Regions from separate parts of the Homo sapiens genome. Here region 1 is linked to region 2. Evidence: chromatin contacts called from ENCODE Hi-C or POLR2A ChIA-PET data. All regions are on one chromosome and are shown on one strand. The core of a region is the stretch at or near the end of the contact, and the rest is flanking DNA. Distances in the headings are between cores, read along the strand shown.

The links. Hi-C counts contacts between places; a loop is a spot of excess contacts on that map. ChIA-PET counts read pairs that join two places held with the same protein, here RNA polymerase II (POLR2A). Pooled maps may share reads with other maps.
Region 1: a loop to region 2 is called in a pooled map, with 8 times the contacts of the local background. The contact joins the promoter of TALDO1 here to the promoter of PNPLA2 in region 2. A Hi-C loop is called at or near these places in 1 of 168 maps with a recorded cell type or tissue (posterior vena cava), 6 of 37 single-sample maps with no recorded cell type and 13 of 50 pooled maps. POLR2A ChIA-PET finds 5 or more read pairs at or near these places in 21 of 52 experiments (AG04449, BJ, CD4-positive, alpha-beta T cell and 16 more).

What each region holds. Positions count from the first base shown.
Region 1 is chr11:745,626-749,157 of GRCh38, reverse strand. TALDO1 (transaldolase 1) reads right to left here and starts at 1,694. Exons shown (of 8, transcript NM_006755.2): 1 at 1,580-1,694. The coding sequence starts at 1,676. LOC105376509 (a long non-coding RNA gene) reads right to left here. Exons shown (of 3, transcript XR_930962.3): 3 at 2,196-2,409. RefSeq lists silencers at 1,094-1,183, 1,284-1,573, 1,634-2,233 and enhancers at 1,413-2,061, 2,364-2,423, 2,062-2,710.
Region 2 is chr11:817,659-821,389 of GRCh38, reverse strand. PNPLA2 (patatin like domain 2, triacylglycerol lipase) reads right to left here and starts at 2,476. Exons shown (of 10, transcript NM_020376.4): 1 at 2,432-2,476; 2 at 1,485-1,816. The coding sequence starts at 1,671. RefSeq lists enhancers at 842-891, 2,427-2,721 and a silencer at 1,342-2,231.

The sequences.
Region 1 (3,532 bases), core at 445-2,944, 71 kb after region 2:
GCTGGGATTACAGGCGTGAGCCACCTCGCTGGGCCAGAAGTTTTCTTAAAAAACAATACAAAACAAAACCAGAAACCCAGGACTCCCCAGCCCTCCTGTGGGTGTGGGTTTAGGAAAATCCATCTTTATTGGCCCTGCACTGCCAAGTGTAATGGACCTGACACTCCGCACCAGCTCTGCCCTAACTGGTGAGGGCCAGTAAGGAACAATACAGATGAGCGCTCTGTCCACCAGGCAAACTGCAAATTATTCTCAGTGCTAAGAAGGGAAAAAACTGAGCAGCAGAAAAATGTGTAGCCCCTTTTCTGGAGCTTTCTTTCTTATGAAGAGAGGTCTGGACTACAACGGGGGGGCTGTGTGTGTGAGGGATTCACAGCTCTAGCTTTGGATCTCCCAAAGAGGGGTCCGGAGCAGACTGTGGCACCCCAAGCCAGTCACTGAATCCCCATATTTTATGGTTAAGCAGCCAAACATGCCAATTCACTCTCTAGGCTCTGCTAGATAAACAATGCCCTTACTCAGTTACCAAAGAGGAATTAAAGCCTGTTTCTCAAGTCACCATGAGAAAGCAGAAAAGAGAGGAAGTCACTTCCGTATTAGGTGCTCGCAGCATTCATCCATGAAGCGTTTCATGATTTTCTTAAAAAATATTACTTGTTCTCAACAAAACATAGACACAAGGCTCGTCTACTCTGCACTGCAGAGGACAGAAGAGCTAAGTATTAATAAATAATCCTTCTTTGTATTTTCCAAGTTCTCTCCAATGTAAACAACTCAAGCCCAGGAAAATCCAGTATTTAACAGTGTACCAACCCTGTGCTTTCATGGGCACCGGCTTTTACCCACCCGGTGCGTCTGGCGGTGGCTGTCCAGCAGGCCGGGCACCTGCCGCCCACGGAGTTGTCCCACTGGGCACCGCAGGGCTCAAGGGCGATGGCAGCACTGGCAGCTTCTGGTCAGAGCTAGCTGATGTCCCCGCTCTGCAGACATCAGCCCAACAAAATTGCATCTCGCTGACCACAAACTGGCCACGTGGAAGTCAGCTCGAAGCTCTACCCTGAATCTCTCCTGAACTCAAAGGCTCTGAAAGCTGCCTCGACCCATGAAGGTGCACAGAGGGGCTCCCGCGGGCTGCCCACAGCCCGTCCCGGGTGCGGGGTCTGAGGGCGCAGCCGACCCCACCCTGGGCGGAGGGCGAGGCTGGGGCTCCGGCTTCGTGCCCCACGGCTCGCAAGGACCCGTCAGTACCGCCCGCACCGCTGACCCCAGCACCGAGCCCCTCACGGCTGACCCCAGCTCCTCACGGCTGCCCCCGGCCCTGCTCCCTCACGGCCGACCCGGGCCCCGTTCCCCTCACGGTCGCCGCTGGCCCTGCGCCTCTCACGGCCGACCCGGGCCCCGCTCCCCTCACGGCTGTCCCTGGCCCCAACATCCGGCACCTGCGCTCATTCCTCCCGGAACGAGCCGCCCGGGGCACCGCCACCCGGTCCGCGTCCCGGAACGGGAGACCCGGGGAAATCGGGGCGCCGGGGCCTCTGGAGGGCGCTTGCGCCGCGCCCGGGCTCCGCGCCGTCCTCACCGTGGAAGTCGCCCGTGTCGGCCACCACGGTGGTGAACTGCTTGAGCTGGTCCAGCGCGGACTCCATCCTCTGACGCTTCACGGGTGAGCTCGACATAGCAAGACCGAGGGGTCTGCGGCGGCGGCGGCGGCGACGGGACGGGCGCGCGGACGGCCCACAATGCCCCGCGGGCGGCTGCCAATCGGAAAGCGGCGCGGGAGGGCGAGGCCCGCTGGTCCCTGCGCGCCTGGACGAAGCCCCGCCCCCGGGGACGAAGCCCGAGCGCCACTGCCGGCCGCGCACCGCAGCTGCGGATCCTACAGGCTGGGTCTCCCCAGGTCCTCAGCAGCCGCCGCGGACGGGCCCGGGAAAACACCTGCACGACACGGGGCGGCTGGGCCTCGCCTCCTTCCTGCCCCGCGGGACGCACCGGGAGGGCTGGAGGAGATGGACCTGGCCCGGGTGCCGACTCTGCGGGGCTGAACCCGCCAGGGCCGAACCCGGCGATGCAGGATCCATGGTGGGGCCAGGACTGGGGTCGGGGGCCGCTGCAGGAAGCAGGGGAGGGAGCGGCGGGGGACGCCCTGCGGGTGCAGGAGGCAGAGCAGGGGGCGGCTGCAGAGCCCGGGCGCCGGACGCGGCGGGGAACCTGCTTCTGGGAATCTGTTCCCCTGAGTCCTAAGCCCAGAGGTGTCCGGGGGACCGAACGGCGAGGCAGGCGTAGGAGGCCCAGCTGCCCTGCTTCTTACCATCGCTGACTTGCAGAGTTCCTTGTATATTCTGATCAAGTCTCTGTCGCTTGTGTCTGCGTTGCAGACACTGTAACCGCCCCATGGGTTCGCCTTGCCAGCTGCCGGGACAGAGTCTATTGTCAAGACAGGGGAATTGCAATAGAGAAAGCATAATTCACACAGAGCCGATTGTTCGGGAGACCAGAGTTTTATTCCTCAAATCAGTCTCCCCAAAACTCGGGGATCCCAGTATTTAAGAATAATTTGGTGGGTAGGGGGCCAGTGAGTCAGAAGTGCTGACTGGTCAGCTAGGGATGAAATCACAGGGAGTCGAAGCTGTCCGCTTATGCTGAGTCAGTCCCTGGGTAGAGGCCACACAACTGGTTGGCAGGTCCAGGTGGGGCCATCCGGTTGTCAGAAATGCAAAAACCTGAAAAGACTTTTTTTTTTTTTTGAGACGGAATCTCGCCCTTGTTGCCCAGGCTGGAGTGCAGTGGCGCGATCTTGGCTAACTACAACCTCCGCCTCCCGGGTTCGAGCGATTTTCCTGCCTCAGCCTCCCGAGTAGCTGGAATTACAGGCGCTCACCACCACGCCCGGCTAATTTTTGTATTTTTAGTACAGACGGGGTTTCATCATGTTGGCCAGCATGGTCTCGATCTCCTGACCTCGTGATCCGCCCACCTCAGTCTCCCAAAGTGCTGGGATTCCAGGCGTGAGCCACCGCGCCCGGCGGAAAAGACTTCTTAAAAGGCAAATCCTAGGCTGACGCGGTGGCTCAGGCCTGGAATCCCAGCACATTGAAAGGCCAAAGCAGGCGATCACTTGAGGTCAGGAGTTGGAGACCAGCGTGGCCAACATGCAAAACCCCGTCTCTACTAAAAATACAAAATTAGCCAGGCGTGGTGGCACATGGCTGTAATCCCAGCTACTTGGGAGGCTGAGGCAGGAGAATGGCTTGAACCTGGGAGGTGGAGGTTGCAGTGAGCCGAGATTGTCCCTCTGTACACTAACCTGGGCTACAGAACGAGACTCCATTTAAAAAAAAAAAAAAGGCCAACCCTAGGTTCACAGTAGTGTTGATATCTTGGGGAAGTTGCAAATCTTATCTTATGACCTCCAGAATAATGGCTGATAATATTTAGACTTCCAGCCCCTCTCATTCTAACTTGGTGGCTGGTGGCCTTTCATTCATTTTACAAGAACAGTCTAGTTTTGGGGAAGGGCTATTATTTAAACTAT
Region 2 (3,731 bases), core at 1,227-3,726:
TGAGTCACTGGGCCTGGTGTGGCATCTAGCCCAGGAGAGGGGACAAGGCAGAAACTCAACTCTGACCGGCCTTAGCCTTCACCCACTTGGCCAGATCCAGCAGTGCGGGGATGGGGCAGACCCACAAAACCCATCCCGGCACACAGGTCACAGTTCACAGGCCCGGGAGTGTTGGGCTGGAAGTAGTCAGGGCCCAGTTCCTAGGAAGGCACACCTGTGTCCCACTGCAGCCAAGAGGAAGCACCCCAAACACTCCTCTTGGGGCGCAGGAGTGCTGGCCAGCTTGGGGATAGTCCCTGGAAGTGGTCGGGAGCACTGAGGGAGGAGCTGAGGTCCAAGCCCTCCTCCAGTGCATCACCCTGGTCAGGAGTGGGGCAGTGTGGAGCCAGGGGCTCTTCAGCCAGCACCTGCTGCACTATGGGCTCCAGCTGTGCAAGACCACCCGTGAGAAGGAGTCTTGTTGGGAGCAGGGTGGGGAAGCACTGTGGGAGAGGTGTCCTTGGCTCGGGTAGCAGGGACCTTGATGTATCTTGAAGCCAGGGGGCCGACTGAGGCGCTTGTCTGAAGGCCTCCATGAGAGGGAGGGGGCTGGAGGGGGCTGTTCCCAATAATAGCTCTAGTTATTGGGACCTGAGAGGTTCACTTCTGTGGTCCAGCCCCCTCCCTCCCAGGACAAAGTTCAGAGGAAGAGGGCAGGGGTGAGCCCCGGACAGGCTCCTGCTGAGCAGAGTGCCCCTGTCATCTTGGGTGTCCTCACAGGCTCCTGAAGTCGTGTGCTGTAAACATCACTCCCTCATGGCAGCCGATGGTGCGAGCCGAGGCCAGCCCAGCACACAGAGACCCATCCACTCCTGACCCAGGCACCAGAGCCCAGAAGCACCCTCACCCATGAAGTGTGCAAACGCGGTGGGCCGCAGCGGGGAGCCAGGCCACAGGGCACCGTGTGCAAGGAGAGGGCAGGAGAGCCCCTTCGCGCCCAGCCCTGACCTCAGCGGGGCTCCTCCTCCGGGCCCTTGGGAAGGACCAGGTCACGGTTCCCAGACGCCTCTCAAGAGGCTACCCCCATGCCAGGCCCCCTGATAGCAGCCTGCAACTGCGGAAGCCCAGGACACTGTGACCGATCGCTGGCACCGGTTGTAATATCCAGGGCCACGGGGTGACTTAGGTCCCTCCTCGGATTCTCACGGTCCCGCCCACGAGTTACTTTTTCTGTCCAATTAAGCAGCTTTTGCTGCACCTGCCCGCCCCCAAACCTTTGCGCCAGACAGGCGGGCCCCGGGCACCCTCGGAGCAAAACAAACCAGGCCCCGCCCCCAGGCCAGCGACCCGGATTGGATCCTCGCCGGGTTCCCCAGGCGCGGACCGGAACCCTCCCCACGGTACCCACCGACTCGCCGCGGGGCCCCTCCGCTCACGGAGACCATCCCCCGGCCCCGCACGGCCTTCCCGCCAGCCCCCCGCCTGCCGCCCCCGGCCCCGCTCACCCAGGCAGACCCCGGTGACCAGCGCCGTGGCCGTGAGCGCCCCGGCCGAGGCGCCGTAGATGTGCGTGGCGTTGGCCACCAGGAAGGGCGCGTGCTCGCGGAGGCAGGAGGCCACGCCGACGTAGTAGACGCCGAGGAAGCCGCAGCCCGCGAACGAGATGTTCCACGTCTTCTCGCGGGGAAACATCGCGGCGGCGGCCGCCGGGCCCCGGGTTCCGTGGGCGGCCAGGCCTCTGTGAGCCGCCTGCTCGCCGCTCGCTCGCTGGAGCCGGGGGCCGGGCAGGTCCCGCTGCGGCTCTAGCTCGGGGTCCCCGCTGGCGGAGGCGAAGAAGCTACGCGGGCGGCGCGGAGGCGGCGCTTTTAAGTGTGGGACTCACGGCGGGGGCGGGGCCGGCACACGAAGACCAATCGGGGCGCGCAGGGAACGGCCGTGCCCTCGGGACCCGCCCCCGTCCTTGACCCGGCCCCCCGCGCTGGAGCCCCGCCCTCCGCTGCCGCCCGGAGAAAGCTTCTGCCCTCCCTCCGCCCCTGCTGGGCACGGCTGGGGGCACACGCCTAGGGGTGTAGGGTGGGCTGGGCGCAGGCCCGAGCCTGGGGGCCGGAAGCCTCACACAGACCTGGGTACCGGCGAGAGGGAGCTCTGGTTTCAGGGCAGCCACCGCCCCTCCCCACCGGGTCCGCCTCCCACACCCACCCGGGACAGAGGAGCTGGTCCCTGGACAGAGGCGCACCGGCAGCACCCCCAGACCTGAAAGCCGCACAGGCCTCGGGAGCCCCGGGACCCACAGGCTCACCCACAGACAGACCCATAAACATCCAAGGCCAAGGCCGGATGCGAGTCCCGCAAACCCTTCGTGGGGGACCCCAGCTCCGCAGACCCACGCGACCTGACGTGGGGCCTCAGCCCTGCCCCGCGCCCGCGACCCTTCCGGACCTTGGCTTCTTACCTGGGTCTGGCCCTGCCTGTTCAGGCTTTGGGGCTGCCTGCGTCTGACTGGGGCCGCCCTGCTCCCGATAATTGCCCCAGAGGTGGAGCAATCCTGGGTGATGTCACCCTTTCACCCCTTTTCCGCATTTTTCTCCTGGTCAGTGGAGCAAACAGGGCTTGGAGTAGATCCAGGATCCCTCCCTGAACCTCACCCCACCCCCAAACGAGAGGCTTTCTCAGGTTGGGGTGGGAGGCAATGAGATTCTGTCTCCCCAGGAACACTGGCTCCCCAGGCTGAGGTCATCTCTGGACCTAGCTGTTGCCAGAGCTGCAGAGGGTCTGGGATGGGGCTTGGGGCTGCCCCCAACCCAAGCTGAGTTAGGGAAGCCAGAACAGGGCCAGAACAGGATGGGGCCATCTAGGGGGATGCTGCCCAGTCCTCAGCCTCTTTGCTCCCAGCCATCCCAGACAGCACTGGAAAGTCAACCCTGCCCCAGCCCTACTGGGGGCCGGTAGGCATTTACATAAGCTCAAAATGAGAGGAGGCCGGGTGTGGAAGCTCACACCTGTAATCCCAGCACTTGGGGAGGCCAAGACGGGCGGATCACAGAAAGTCGGGAGTTTGAGACCGCCTGGCTGGTGAAACGCTGTCTCTACCAAAAATACAAAAATTAGCCGGTCAGGGTGGCACACGCCTGTAATCCCAGCTACTCGGGAGGCTGAGGCAGGAGAATCACTTGAACCTGGGAGGCGGAGGTTGCAGTGAGCTGAGATCGCACCACTGCACTCCAGCCTGGGGGGCAGAGCGAGGCTCCGTCCTAAAAAGAGGCCGGGCACAGTGGCCCATGCCTGTAATCCCAGCACTTTGGGAGGCCGAGGAGGGCAGATCACCTGAGGTCAGGAGTTTGAGACCAGCCAGGCCAACATGGCAAAACCCTGTCTCTACTGAAAATACAAAAATTTGCCAGGTGTGGTAGTGCACGCATGTAGTCCTAGCTACTCGGGAGGCTGAGGCAAGAGAGTCACTTGAACCCGGGAGGCAGAGGTTGCAGTGAACTGAGATTGTGCCACTGCACTCCAGCCTGGCCAGGTGACAGAGCATGACTTCTTCTCAAAAAAAAAAAAAAAAAGAAAAAAGAAAAATGAGTGAGAGGAGGTAGGTAACCACGTGTGGGGCACCTAAGGGGTTCTGGAGGGCTTCCCTGTGGGAAGTGATGCTGAGTTGAATTTTGAAGGGTAAATGAGCAGACCCAGGCAGCCGACCAGGACAGGCGAAGATTGTCGGGGAGTGAGGGGAGAGAGTAGCTGAAGCCCAGCCA